Linked DNA regions of Homo sapiens: region 2 is linked to region 1. Evidence: chromatin contacts called from ENCODE POLR2A ChIA-PET data. All regions are on one chromosome and are shown on one strand. The core of a region is the stretch at or near the end of the contact, and the rest is flanking DNA. Distances in the headings are between cores, read along the strand shown. Region 1 overlaps PALM2AKAP2 (PALM2 and AKAP2 fusion). Region 2 has its middle 16 kb from the start of C9orf152.

The links. ChIA-PET counts read pairs that join two places held with the same protein, here RNA polymerase II (POLR2A).
Region 2: POLR2A ChIA-PET joins it to region 1 with 29 read pairs in activated CD4-positive, alpha-beta T cell. The contact joins two enhancer-like sites. POLR2A ChIA-PET finds 5 or more read pairs at or near these places in 2 of 52 experiments (GM12878 and activated CD4-positive, alpha-beta T cell).

What each region holds. Positions count from the first base shown.
Region 1 is chr9:109,918,447-109,925,882 of GRCh38, reverse strand. It overlaps PALM2AKAP2 (PALM2 and AKAP2 fusion), which reads right to left. Exons shown (of 11, transcript NM_007203.5): 4 at 2,034-2,148; 5 at 801-822. Among named protein-coding and RNA genes, the nearest start is that of PALM2AKAP2, 140 kb to the right of the region's middle. RefSeq lists enhancers at 6,725-6,794, 6,905-7,074, 7,315-7,364. Within about 2 kb of position 3,067, at least 3 of the 41 ENCODE cell types and tissues checked have a DNase peak (open chromatin) inside an H3K27ac peak, as active enhancers do.
Region 2 is chr9:110,188,196-110,195,631 of GRCh38, reverse strand. No RefSeq gene overlaps it. Among named protein-coding and RNA genes, the nearest start is that of C9orf152, 16 kb to the left of the region's middle. Within about 2 kb of position 2,556, at least 15 of the 41 ENCODE cell types and tissues checked have a DNase peak (open chromatin) inside an H3K27ac peak, as active enhancers do.

The DNA of each region.
Region 1 (7,436 bases), core at 1,818-4,317:
TGGTCTTTCCAACAAGTCCCTGCATTGTAAAGCAGGTCTAGCTGAGGGCCAAATGAAAGTAGGAATCATGGGTTTGCAGCTGAGGATAGGGAGCAAGGTGAAGGGTGAGAAGTACACAATCTCAAGTTCATCCCCACAGTCCAGGTAAGGAGAGGAGAGGACAGAGGAAAGGTAGGGAAGGTAGAGAAGGTGAAAGACCTGCTCTTGCCACCAGGAAGCCAGGACCCCACTCCTACCTTCCTATGCTCTGAACCAACTATCCCACACAGGGAGGGAAGTTTTTGCCCAGCCCTGTTTCTATGAAAGAAACGACAGTTGTCTGATCAGAGAGAGAGAGAGAGAAAGCAAAGAAAATCCAGAGGCTGTAGAAAGGTTTCCCAAACACCAAATATTTTCCCCAAATTTCTTAAACTTCTCACGTATGTTTCAACCTGAGGACCTAACCACCAAGACAAATGGGCTCATCCCTACAAGGGACCAGGTCCTGATGTTAGTACTCTTCTTTGCTGGGTACCTTTCAAGAGAGGCCCAAGCAGTGAGTGTTGGGACTAATGGGAAGGAGAAGAGCCAGGCCAATTTTGTAAGAGGAGAAACAGTGAGCCAAGAGATAGTTCCTGAAGAAGAGAGGCAGGGAAGGCTTGGAATGTGGACCTCCTCAGTGGCCTGCAACCAGCGCTGCTACTTCTTCTGATGCCTTTACAAATCAACACAGTACCTCTTCCTTAAGCCCCTGTTAATGAAACCCCCTAAGCTGACCAGGATTAAAACATTCATCTACAGTCGGGGCAGAGAGCACTTACCTCCATCCGTACTGGAGAAACCCTGTAGGAACAAAAACAAGGCAGAGCGTTACTCTACATGTGGGGGTACAATCCCATCTTTTCCCATCTTTAAAGACTTAACCCATCTTTCTCCCATGCCCCAGCCCAGAATTTGACTGTGCTGGGGAAACGCAACGATCTCTTTTCTTCTGGACAATTTATTTAGAATTCCAAAATTATAATTCCCAATTTATACTAAATTTCTCCCAATAGAGATTTATTTCAATGATCTAGCAAATATCCTTGGTCATGCTGGAGAATGATATCAGAAAATCCCATCCTAAATTGATTTCATTAGATTGCTTTTCTGTCACTCATAGGTACAGCAGAAACAGTTATAAAATGGAGGGAGGTCCTGAGATGTTTGTTCAGAGCCTACTGGTTTTACGGACTCTACTCTTTGATACACGGCACCACCTGTTTTTTTGTTTGTTTGTCTTTGTTTTTTGTTTTTGTTTTTTTGAGACGCAGTCTTGCTGTGTCGCCCAGGCTGGAGTGCAGTGGCGTAATCTCAGCTCACTGCAAGCTCCGCCTCCCAGGTTTATGCCATTCTTCTGCCTCAGCCTCCTCAGTAGCTGGGATTACAGGCGCCTGCCACCGCACCTGGCTAATTTTTTTGTATTTTTTAGTACAGACAGGGTTTCACCACGTTAGCCAGGATGGTCTCGATCTCCTGACCTCGTGATCCACCCGCCCCGGCCTCCCAAAGTGCTGGGATTACAGGCACCATCTGTTTCTATATACAGTAAAATGTCATGTATTTACACTCTTTGTATTTGGAATTCTTGTCCACTTCATAAGGTGTTGCTTCTGGCCTTTTTATAATGAAAGACTCAAAAAGCAAACTATAATTAAAGCCACAAAGAGCATGTTTATTCTGCTTCATCAGAATTGGTTTTAGAATTCTAGAGTCCAATAAGAGAAGGCTTTTCAGGCACAAGGCATATCAGGGATCCGGAGAGCAGGCAGATGGGGTAATCTAATGACTCTTCCCTATGCCTTGCAGCAGGCCAGATGGTCCCACACCCAAAGATATGTCATGCTTAGCTTCAGGATGGCCCCTGGTCCTCACACATCTGCCCCTCATTTCATAGAGTTCGTGGCTCAGATTTCTCATCAATGCCCACTGGCCTGTTTCCCAGTTAGCACCATTTTGCTAGGCCCTACTTCCCCATGGAAATAACTTTGAGAAATCGTTTTGGTTTTCTTCACCTTCTGAAAGTCCTTGAAGGATTTTTCTGTTTCCTTCAGTTTCTCTAGGATGATTTGCTCTTTGGCAGATATCTGGGACTCTTCACTTTCTAGCGTTTGTATTTCTTGCTCCAGCCTGGAAAACACACAAACAAAGGACAAGTTACTTTATTGTCCTGCCATCCACGGGCAAGAGAGCAGCTCCTTCCTGTTGGGCGATTTGTACCTTCCTGGCAGCCTTTGTTTTACATTACGCTGAGGAGCCAGGCCAAGGTTTTACATTACACAGCATCTTGTGTTTCCAGCTCTGCCACTGGGCAGACATTGGTCAAGGGAAATCAACACAGCACTGCCTCCACTGGTTCACAGCCACCACTATGCAATATGTTTCGATGTTTCCCTGCCAACACCATGCATGTGCACCTTTCTTATTTGGAGGGAGATTATATTTACATAGCATAGGACATAACATCAGAAGGAAAATAGCTTCATATTCTCCTGACCGGCTCAGAGTAAGTGCTCTCTCAGGTTGGTCAAAAAGTAAAGGGCCATTCTTGCTCAAAGGAAGTATGTTGCCAAGAAATAGCTGGTGGCCAGTACCCTTGGGAGCCTGGTGTCCTCTCCCTCTGTGGTCTGGATTCTACTGCCAAAAAGAAGGGAAATGAAGAAGACAGATGCAACTGCCCCTGCCTTTTGGAACTTTCCTCAATTTTCACAGCCATCCTATGTATTTTATAAAAGGGAAATTTCAGCACTGCCAGGAGACTCTGGAAATATTCCAGAATAGCAGCTGCAGCTATGATTTGGGGAAAGTCTCAACAGCCATATTCTTTCAGTGAAATGATAATAATTACCACCAGTATTTACTGAGCACTTATTCTGTGCCAGGAACTGAGCTAAGAATTCATGTGGATTATTTTATCCAAACTTCCCAATGACCCTGTGAGTAGGGAATCCCCATTTTACCGATGAGATCAGTAGGGCTTGGCAAGGTGAAGTAACCTAGTAAAGCAGGCTTTAGTGCCACAGAGCCTTGAAGCAAGGATTCAAGCCAGGTGCTCTGACTCTAGACCCTGTTCCTAACCATTGAGCAACTCTTACCACATGGGATCTAAAGTGTTCTCCACATCCCCCACCTTGTTAAACATTACATATATTGGCAGAGTAGGATGGCACTGATATGCAGCAATGTCTTCAGGAAGAATGAAGGGATAAATGTTCTCTTGCTAAAACTCTAGATTGCTGTGCCTCTTGAATTATTTGATCTGAATTTATTCATTGGTTCATTCATTCAATCACTCATTCATTCATTTTTTCTTTTGGTCTCTTTCCCCTCTGTTGTGCTGGAAGCTTTGCTGCTGAGTCTGTGTCTGCCTATATAAGTCCCCTCCCTTGCCTTCCTCCTTTTCCATCTTTTTTTTTTTTTTTTTTTTTTTTTTTTTTTTTTTTGAGATAGAGTCTCACTCTGTCACCCAGGCTGGAGTGTAGTGGTACGATCATAGCTCACTGCAGCCTCTACCTCTTGGGCTCAAGCAATCCTCCCACCTCAGCTTCCCAAGGAGCTGGGACTAAAGGCACACACCACCATGCCCAGCTAATTTTTAATTTTTTTTTGTAGAGGTGAGGTCTTACTATGTTGCCTGCGTGGGTCTTGAACTCCTGGGCTTAAGCAATCCTCCTGCCTCAGGCTCCCAAAGTGCTGAGACTACAGGCGTGAGCCACCGTGCCTGGCCCTCTTTTTCCATCTTTTAATCTGCTCTCGGGAACTGGCCATTAGACTTAGACCTAAAATAAGGAGTTCAGAGTGGGGTTTTCTGAAAGGTAAGGAACACCAAGATCCAGGCATGAATTTATTTAGCGACATACTGTGCCCCTCAGATGGCCTTTCTGTTTCCTTCCTGGGTGTCAGAAAAGTGACCTCTGGAGGGATAATCTTTGCAGCAATTACTTTGGGTTATGAAGGCAAGCCCTATATCCAAATTAACCTCCTCCAAATGAACACAGCTCTGAAATATTTGTCATTTCACTCAGGGTAAAAGTAGAAGTCCTACAGCTTATAAGTCCCCATGGTATCTAGCCTCCCAGTACCTATCAGCTCCACTCTAACAACATGCCTATTTCACTTCATGCATTAGTCAAATAGAGCCACTCTTATTTGCCCACATGTACCCCATGTCTTTTCCTCCTCTAGGAAACTCAACTCAAACTCCCAACCATTCTTGAAGTCTCAGCTCAGATGCCACCTGTCATGAGGTGTTCACAGATTTCACTGCCAGGAAATAACATCGCTTCCCTCTGAACATTTCTTAGCACATTATTTTGTTTTATCAGAAGTCTTATCAAGTCTACCATATATTAGAGCAGTGGCTCTCAACTGAGGTGATCTTGTCCCTCAGGGGATATTCAGCAATGTCTAGAGATATTTTGGTTGTCCAAAGCTCAAGGGGGTGGGACTGGTGTTACTGGCACATAGTGGGTAGAGGCCAGGGATGCTGGTAAACATCCCACAGTGCACCGGATGGCACCCTACAGCAAAGAATTTTCTGGCCCCAAATAGTAACATACATTATTAATTTCCCCTACTAGATTATAAATTCCTCAGACAGAGGGCACAAATGCTCAATACACCTACATTGAATGAATTTAAAAAGCTGAGCTAAGTTGCGCAAAGGTGTGGCCCAGCCAAGATAAGACTTTCAGAATTTTGGAGACAAGAGTGAATTCTTCAGCAAGCTTTAACTTGAGAGGCTGTGTGTGGGCGAGACGCAAAGAGAATTTATGGAGAGGGGGCTGGCCAATCTAGAGATACGAACATAAAGATGTAAAACTTCTTTGCTGGTCCAGATGTTCAGCAAAATCTTCTACACACATCTGTGTAAATTATTTTGGGGGGAGTAAGTAAAGAGACATGAGTGTGAAATAGGAACAACACACGAGACAGTCACATTATCCAGAAACTGAATTAATTCAATGAGTAGAGGAGCTCTGGACTAGAGGTTCCCTGTGTAGACTGGATGATACTACCAACCAGGTGGGCTCTGAGCAGGTTTTATTTATTTATTTATTTATTTATTTGAGGTGTGATTACAGGCATGAGCCACCACACCTGGCCTGAGCAGATTTGATTTAAATCTCAAAGTACAGAGTACTTTAGCAGATATTTAGGGTGTGCAGTAGATTATATTATTCTTGGGCCGGTTGCGATGACTCATGCCTGTAATCTCAGCACTTTGGGAGGCCGAGGCAGGCGTATACCTGAGGTTAGGAGTTTGGGACTGGCCTGATCAACATGGTGAAAGCCCGTCTCTACTAAAAATACAAAAATTAGCTGGGCATGGTGGTGCACACCTGTAATCCCAACTACTCTAGAGGCTGAGGCAGGAGAACCGCTTGAACCCAGGAGACAGAGGCTGCAAGGCTGCAGCGAGCCCAGATTGCACCACTGCACTTCAGCCTGGGCAACAGAGTGTGACTCCATCTCAAAAAAAAAAAAAAAAGATTACATTATTCTCAAAAATATTCCCTTCCTTCCTCCCTTACTTCCATGGGAAGAGTACATGCTTCCCCAAGCCACTGATGTCAATCTTGACCATGTGATTTGCTCTAGGCTTATGGTAGATGGGTTACACTTCCCAGTCCCTTGGCACTGGCCGCAGCCATGTGACCTGCTTTAGCCAATAGGATGTGAGCAGATAAGACACAAGCAGAGGCTTGAAAAGTGCTTGCCCAGTTGAGCTTGTCCTCTTGCACCCCTTCCAATGCCAAGACAATAACTTATCTGGGCAGCTGCTGCCCCTTCAGCCTGGACCACAGAAAGAACACACATGGAATAGACCTGAGGCAAACCCATAGATAGGCACAGTGTGCCCTGGCCCTATGGGTTTCAGGGCTCTCAGCTATATAGTTCAGAAGCACCTGAAATTAGAGCCACTCAGCTAAGCCCAGCCTAGATCAGCAAATACCCAGCCTACTCACAGAAGTGTGGGCAAGAATAAATGACTTTGGGTTTAAGCCACTGAATTTGAGGGCGTGTTAGTTAGCATTATTGTGGTAATAATGAACTGGTACAGGTCAAATAGAAGTGTGTATACATTTTACATATATACACACACACACACACACACACACACACACATATGTATACACACATATATATATATACATCCTACTAATATATATCCCAATAATGTATATGCCAGTTATATAATATATATACACATATATTTATATGTGTGTTAATGTATTTATATATATCCCAATAATACCCAAAGCTAAACGATTAGAAAGAACATAAGGCACCCTCTCCTCCCTTCCCTAATCCTGAATCCTCTGAGAAATCTGGAGGGAAACAGGGCACACCTTCATGAGAATTAAGACTGAAAAAACAGAAAAATGTCAGTGATAGTTGTCTCTGAGTAATGGAATTAAAGGTGATTTCATTTTTAAAAAACAATTTTCAATATTTTCCCAGTTTAAAAAATTAGTTTGTAACTTATCTAACCAGAATGAAAACAACAAATTCCCTTTTCAAAATACCTCCTGAGGCTTTCTGCTGAGAAGGCAGCATCTCCCAGGCTGTGGCATGAAAGAGGGGCCAGGGCCTCAGCTTCCCATGTGTCTAGTGAAGGGGAAATGGGAGCACCCCAACATCTATTTAAATTCAAAATCAACATTTATGGAGCTTGTTTGGTTGGACTCCGAGCTAGGCACTACAGGGGATTCTAAAACAAACAAGATCGTGATAAAAATGGCTGACTAAAACCGAAAATGGCTGTCTCTCAGTAACTCACTTCTTCCAGTGAAGCAACCTTAAGTGGTTAAGAATTCTCTGCGACCTGATGCCCACTGGCTGGCCTGTCTCCACGGGGTGCCCTGGCCCTATGGGTTTCAAGGCTCTGCGCTATATGGTTCAGGTGCTAAAGATTTGGGTCATGATACTGTGTAACTGAGAAGGAACGAAGAGAGAGGGAGAGAAAAAAAAGGAACGAAATGAAACCTTTGTGATAACAACAACTGAGTTTCAACCCAAATGCAATGAATGAAGGAAATGGAGAGTTTATGTCAGATCCAATAGCAGATTTTTCTATAAGTTCACATGTGGCCTTGGGCCAGGCTCTGAGGGTGTGGTCAGTCCAGGCTGCTCTCTTTCTCAGGAAAACCTGAGTCCTGGGGCAAAGCAGCTTCGCAAGGAACAGAGTGTCATGGGGTTAACAACAGTCATCCCAGCCAGGCTGCAGACGCCACTGTTTTGTAGTTTCATGACTGAAATCTAATGCAGTCTTCTCTGGAAGAGCCAAGTAGATGTTGCTGTGCTAAAAATAAAGAATGGGCAGGAAGTGTAATTTACACGCAAGGTTAATTGAGGATCCGTAGGCTGTGGCAGGTGCACATAACAGCCTCTAACCTGCTTGCTCAGTTCCTTCT
Region 2 (7,436 bases), core at 1,307-3,806, 270 kb before region 1:
AACATGGTTATAACTCCATCCCAACTAAAAATACAAAAAAATACAAGACAAAACTCCAGCCACTTTCTAAGTCCAGAACTTCTTTCCTGAGTCTTTTTTTTTTTCCCTCAGTGGCGCCATCCTGGCCCACTGCAACCTCCACCTCCCTGGTTTAAGCAATTCTCCTGCCTCAGCCTCCTGAGTAGCTGGGACTATATGCATGTGCCACCACGCCTGGCTAATTTTTGTGTTATTAGTAGAGATGGGGTTTCACCATGTTGGCCAGGCTGGTCTTGAATTCCTGGCCTCCTGATCCGCCCACCTTGGCCTCCCAAAGTGCCAGGATTACAGGCGTGAGCCACCGCGCCCGGCCGTTTCCTGAGCATCTTGATTCCAGGCAGAATATGTAGAGAAAATATTGCAACTTGCCTGTGGCTGTCTCCTCGCCCTCCCTCTAGGCACTCAGGCTCCTAGGGGGATAGCAACTTAAGACCCTACCTTAGGAAAGGACTTATTCCAAGGTCCCTGCTCACTCACAAACTAGGACTTCATTAGTACCTGTGTGTGCATGTGTGTGTGGAGGGAGATTAACCACAGCGGCCAAGGGGGAGGTTGGAGGGGATGAGTAGAGAGAAGGGAACTAAGAAGTCCAGCTCCTTACCTCTTTGGGGAGCTAGAGTCAAATTCCCTCGGAGTGTCACACCCATCCAGGACATGTCCCCATGGTGGTGGGAGAAACTGCCTCAGAGAGGGGTTGGGTCATGGCCACTACTTAATGCTGTGAAAGGAAATGAAAACTCAGGACCTCGGCCGGGCGCCGTGGCTCACACCTGTAATCCCAGCACTTTGGGAGGCCGAGATGGGCGGATCACGAGGTAAGGAGATCGAGACCATCCTGGCTAACACGGTGAAACCCCGTCTCTAATAAAAATACAAAAAATTAGCCGGGCGTGGTGGCGGGCGCCTGTAGTCCCAGCTACTAGGGAGGCTGAGGCAGGAGAATGGCCTGCAGTGAGCTGAGATTGCGCCACTGCACTCCAGCCTGGGCGACAGAGCCAGACTCTTCTCAAAAAAAAAAAAAAAACAAACAAACAAAAAAACGGCTAAAAGCTGAGTCATACAATGAAACTGCCTTTCCTTTTGTTCCTAAACAGATAGCACAGATAAAAGGTTAAATATCTCCACAGGCAGCTACTCCACTTTCGCCTTATCTTATGTAAACACTGAGTTACTGATTGCAAAACAAATCCATAATTGACTATTCCCCTACCTTCTCCTTTTCCCTTGCAACTTGTGGATTTCCAGACCCTCCCTTTTTCCCCTCCAGCAGCTTTTCCCCTTTAAATAGTGAAGTCCTGGAAGTCATCTTTGGAGAAAGGCACAGACCACACGGACTGTGTCTGTGATTCCGTATTTTTCCTTCTGGGCATATCCTTAACCTTGGAAAAATTAACTCATAAATTGATTCAGGCCCGTCTCAGAGCAATACTTGATGTCTGGTCCCTGTTTTGATCTTTCATATTTGAAAAACATTAATTTTTACTTGGCTTTCTTGGGTTTTGAGAGAAGCATCTGCAATTCTTTTTTTTTTTTTTTTTATTGTATTTGAAAGTTTTATTTTAGGCTGCAGAAACAAAAACAAGCAAACAAACAACAAATAACTTGAACAATTCTTTTAGTCTGGAAAAACTATAAATCTTCTCCAGTGGCACCTCCAGCCTCAGGTTCTTCCTGAGAGGATGCTTCTTCTGTTCATCTTATTTGTTTAAAAATCCCTGCGCCCCAGCTTGTGAGTAGGGTGCCCCATATTGAAGGTAAAAAGTCTAACAAGGTGATATCACTTGCTTAAGGTGGCACAGCTAGCAAATTGCACAAGGGAACAGCAAACTCAGACAGCCACAAGCCATATACCAGAGTCTGAACTCTTTTTTATTACTATTATTATTATTGAAACGGAGTCTTGCTGTGGTCTGTGGTCCAGGCTGGAGTGCAGTGGCGAGATCTTGGCTCACTACAACTTCCGCCTCCCAGGTTCAAGCAATTCTCCTGCCTCAGCCTCCTGAGTAGCTGAGATTACAGGCACGAACTACCACGCCCGGCTAATTTTTGTATTTTTAGTAGAGATGGGGTTTCACCATATTGGCCAGCTGGTCTCAAACTCCTGACCTCAGGTGATCTGTCCGCCTCAGCTTCCCAAAGTGCTGGGATTATAGGTGTGAACCACTGCACCTGGCCTTTTTTTTTTTTTTTTTTTTTTTTTTTGAGTCTAAACTCTTAACAACGTTAAACTGTCTCCTCCTGACTCCCTCCCTTCACTTATTTTTATAACATCATAGCTGGGAAATCCACCCTCCAAATATTTTTCAACTGAAACTGCCAATGGTGAAATTGCTGCTTCTAACTGGAGGCCAGAGAGAATCCTAAGACTTTTCCTAAATTCTTCATAAAACCTCACCTTTCCCCAGCCTCTCAGGCACTGGTTGACCCTCCACATTCTTCACAAACTTCAGACCACTTCCTTATTGAGAAAGACTCAGTCATGACTTCCAGCATTTTCTGTCTGCACATAAATTCTGAAAGCTTTCGCCAGCTGTGACTGTGTTTCTCCCACAGCTAATGAACAACACACTTCCTAGAAACAGAAAGTTCAAGGAACTGAACTTGTAATATTTTTTCTTGGCCTTGTGTTTGTGACAATTACATTAAATTTCCCCCTCCAATTCCATCCAATAAGATGATACACCCGCTGAAGTTGCCTTCAGTCTCTTCCCAGTAATTAACCATGATTTATTCCGTGTTATTAATCCTTGTATTTCTCCTCTGTCTGCTCACTGATAACTCCCCCATCCTGTGTGAATCCACCCCCTGAATTCCTCAAATCCAGGATCATAATTAAGACTTGGAAGCACACAAGCCCCCGAGCCCTGGCTGAGAAATAGGAGAAGGAGGAAAAAGCTGGTCATAGCAAATGCTGTCTTCTGCCAACCCAAACCCCAAATGTTTTTAAGGGGGGGCGAGCTGGCTCTCAAAATCAGTATCAGCCCCAGATCCAGATTAGCACATTTTCTCCCAATGCAGGAACTGCTTCTCTTTACAAGAAGTGCAGGTGTGATGGGCATGGTGGCTCACACCTGTAATCCCAGCACTTTGGGAGGCAGAGGCGGGTGGATCACCTGAAGTCAGGAGTTCAAGAGCAGCCTAGCAAACATGGTGAAACCCCGTCTCTACTAAAAATATGAAATTAGCCGGGTATGGTGGTGTGTGCCTGTAATCCCAGCTACTCAGGAGGCTAAGGCAAGAAAATAGCTTGAACCTGAGAGGTGGAGGTTGCAGTGGGCCAAGATCTTGCCACTGCACTCCAGTCTGGGCAACAGAGCAGGACTCCACCACCAAAAAAAAAAAAAAAAAAAAGGGAAATGCAGGTGCTCTCGTGGTGGGAGGGTTCTAAGAGCGAGACCTGTCTCTCTCTTGCCATGGGTCCCTTTCTCTGCCAGCTTCAGATTGCACTTGCTGGATTCTCCCCCAAGACTGGAGCCTTGCTCTCCTTTTAAAGCACTGTTCATGATACCAGTGGCTGCATTCACAACCTGAGGGCTGTGGGGATGCCCCCCACAAATCCCAGTATCCTCTCTGCTGAGCATTGCCACAAATTAACAAGATCAATGAGAAGACCCCTGACCAGTCAGGTACCACTACCAGTCCCCAAAGGGTGCGTGTGCAGAGGAAATTCCAAACAAGTGTGTACTATGGCAAAACCCTGATGAGTCCAGCCAGTCTTAGATGGCCTACAAGGCCTCTTTTTGTTTCTCTAGCCTCAGGCCCAGACCAAGGTGGCCCTATCTTCTGAGACGGTGTTTCTCAACATTGATTGCATAAGAGAATCATCAGGAAGCTTGGAAAATATTCAATTAAATGACAATCTCTGAAGTAGGGCTTGAGCACTGGCATTGTTTCTGTTGATCAAGGCATAAACCATGTAAAGTGTGGGAAGTGTGTTAATCTTGAGTATAGCTTATGTGTTAATTATTATGTATTATATATGTATTAGTCCATTTTCATACTGCTATGAAGAAATACCCAAGAGTGGGTAATTTATAAAGAGAAAGAGGTTTAATAGACTTATAGTACCATATGGCTGGGAAAGTCTCACAATCATGGCAGAAGGTAAAGGAAGAACAAAGGCACGTCTTACATGGCAGCAGGCAAGACAGCAAGTGGAGGGGAACTGCCCTTTATAAAACCATCAGATGTCGTGAGACTTACTCACTATCATGAGAACAGCACAAGAAAAACCCACCCCCATGATTCAATTACCTCCCACTGGCTCACTTCCATGACACGTGGGGATTATGGGAGCTACAATTCAAGATGAGATTTGGGGCTGGGCATGGTGGCTCACAGGTGTAATCCCAGCACTTTGGGAGGCCAAGGCAGGCAGATCACTTGAGGTCAGGAGTTCAAGACCAGCCTGGCCAACATGGTGAAACCCTCTCTCTACTAAAAATACAAAAATTAGCCAGGCGTGGTGGCCTGTACCTGTAGTCCTAGCTACTCGGGAGGCTGAGGCAGGATAATCGCTTGAACCCAGGAGGCGGAGGTTGCAGTGAACCGAGATCACGCCACTGCACTCCAGCCTGGGCAACAGAGTGATACAGTAAGACTCCATCTAAAAAAAAAAAAAAAGTTGACATTTGGGTGAGGACACAGTCAAACCATATCTGTATCTATATCTACATCTATATCTGCTTATTTTCACAGATACAGATACATACACACACAGATCAAGATATACATTTTGAGCATTCTAGAAAGTCGCCTTCAGTCTCTTCCCAATAATTAACTACAATTTATTTTTCCATTCTCCTGTTTCTACTTTTTTGCTATATGCATACAGTAAGCATTGTTCATTTTACACATCCTTTCGTGGACATTTGCTTCCATTTCTCTTTAAACCTCCCCACCCCTCTTTTTTTACAGATGCCTGTCTGGGTGAGCTGGTTTCAAGCATGGGTATTTTTTGAAAGCTCCCTCTGGTGATTCTAGAATTCTAAGATTCAGCATTGAGACCCACTGCCTTAGGACCACACTGATTATAAACTGAGGCACAAATGTGCTCAATGGATAGAGGCTTCTCTGTGAGGCTGAGTACAGAACTTGTGGGAATCTTCATGTCTCTCCTCCTTTGGGTGCCACTCTTATATTCCACTTGAGTTCCCATGGTGGGGAGAAGGGGTTGGGGAGGGTCCTATGGGGGAGGCAGCCCCATGCGTATTTTATCACACCAGCTCTGTGAGTAGAAGGCAAGGAAGTCACCCAGATGAGTCTTTGAAAAAGACTGTAGGCCAGAAGACCCTTTTTGTTCCTCCTACCAACAGGTAGGCCCTGCCGTATCCTTGAGAACCATCTCAGAGGACCCTCTTTTGGGATGCAGCTTCCTCATCCCAAAGCTTTGGAAAACCCTGAGCTTCCCCACTAGGGCTGACCTGTCTGCCTTTCATCATTACATAGAACCAGAAGTGTGCTGATGACTTCATGTCTTGGAGTTTCTCTAATTTCAGCATTATTCTTGAGATGGACTGGAAGTCATATGAAGACCAGAGAGAATGCAGTGATTACAACGAGGCAGGCTTCAGGGCAAGGGCCTGGAATGATTTGGGCAAGAAACTCCTGGAAAACCTCTCTCAGGTATTTAGCCAGAGGTGAGGAGGGTGGGCAAAGAGTTATTTTCAGGGTATTTTTCAGACACTTTAAAAATTTTAGGGTGGTTAATTTAAGAGTGATTTTGAATCCCAGCAAATCTCCTATGTCTCACTCAGGGGCTCTAAAGTGTGTTCTGCAGGCCAGCAGCATCGGCGTCACCTGGAAACATGTCCAAAATGAAAATTATTTGGCCCCACCCAGACCTGTTGACTCAGAAACTCAAGAGGTGAGGGCCAGCAGTCCGTTTTAGCGAGGCTTCCATAGGATTCTGATGCACACTCAACTTTGAAAACCACCATTTGTGGTAGAGTCTACCCCCTGCCTTAATGGGTGATCAGTATGGAGAAGTCACATTTGGTAGATTTTCCCTTGTAAACATTTCTTCTTTTTTGAGTTTAAAAAAAAAAAAAAAAAAAAAACAATCCGCCTTAGTGTCCCAAGCGTTTGGACAGAGACACAGAGAATTGCTTACTAGCTTTGGGGAGATTATGACATTTTTGCAAGATAAGTAACTTTTAGCTCCATTTTCCTATCCAGTCTACAGAATGTCCATTCTGTTAATCTCTGCTGATGGGGGAAAGGAGGTGGCAGGGTAAAAGTTTCACTCCCTACCTATCCCCATAGGAAGGGCACAGAACGTCTCACCCTTTGCTGCACTAGCCTCCAGGCCCAGGGCTGTGAAGCACGCCTTGTGTTTGCTTGCTGAGTTCCAGCTGGAGTGCTTGATGAGGAAGTAAACAGAGTTTATGCACAAAGAGAGAACATGTACTCAGTGTCTCCACATGCCAGACTCTGGTACAGAAGCAACAGATACAGAGGAAGTCACGAGCTTTGTTCTTAAGGAGGCTAAGTAACAAAAATTTAACCACTTGGAACAGGTGCAACTTCTGGGATATGTCTGAGTCAGTTCAGGCTGCCATAATTGAATACCGTAGACTGGGTGGCTTATAAACAGCAGAAATCTGTTTCTGAAAGTTCTAGAGGCTGGGAAGTGTAAGATCAATGCACTGGTAAACTCAGCATCTAATGGGGGCCTGCTTCCTGTTCATAGACGGCCATCTTCTGGCTGTGTCCTCACATGGTGGAAGGATCAAGAGATCTCTCTGGGGTCGCTTTTTTATTTTCTTTTTTTTCCCTGAGGTCTCTTTTATAAGAACACCAGTACCATTCATGAGGTCTCCATCCTCATGACCCAATCACCTCCCAAATACCCCATCTCCTAATATCACCAGATTGGGGTTCAGGATTTCAACATATGAATTTTGGAGTATGCAAACATTTACTCCATAACAGGAGATAATTAATTATAAACAACTTCATTTTTACCTTCCAAGGCCTTGGATGAAATTCATGGCTGGGTGTGTCACTCATAGGAATGAAAACCACTCGTTTCAGTTCAGAACTTAGTAAGTCCTGCCCAGCACAAGTTTAAAAACAAAAAAGCCCTCCAACTTCTTTCTCAGGAGCTCTGGGCTGGACGTCTGCAGTGAGGAAGGACGGGAAGCTTGGTTAACTGCTCTCCAAACTTGAGCTTCTAGCTCTCATCCCAAGTTACTTAGGGAAGTTTCATCCTCTCCAGGGTTGGGAGTGTACAATAACTGGGAGGGAGGTGGGTAAGACCTTACTTGAGTAATACTGTCATGAGATGCACGGGGAAGGAATTAAATGCTGACACTTTTTCTTTCCTCATTTTGGAAATTCACCCTCTAATGGATGGGATCCTCCCTGGACATGGGAGGAGGCATCTCTGCTTTTCC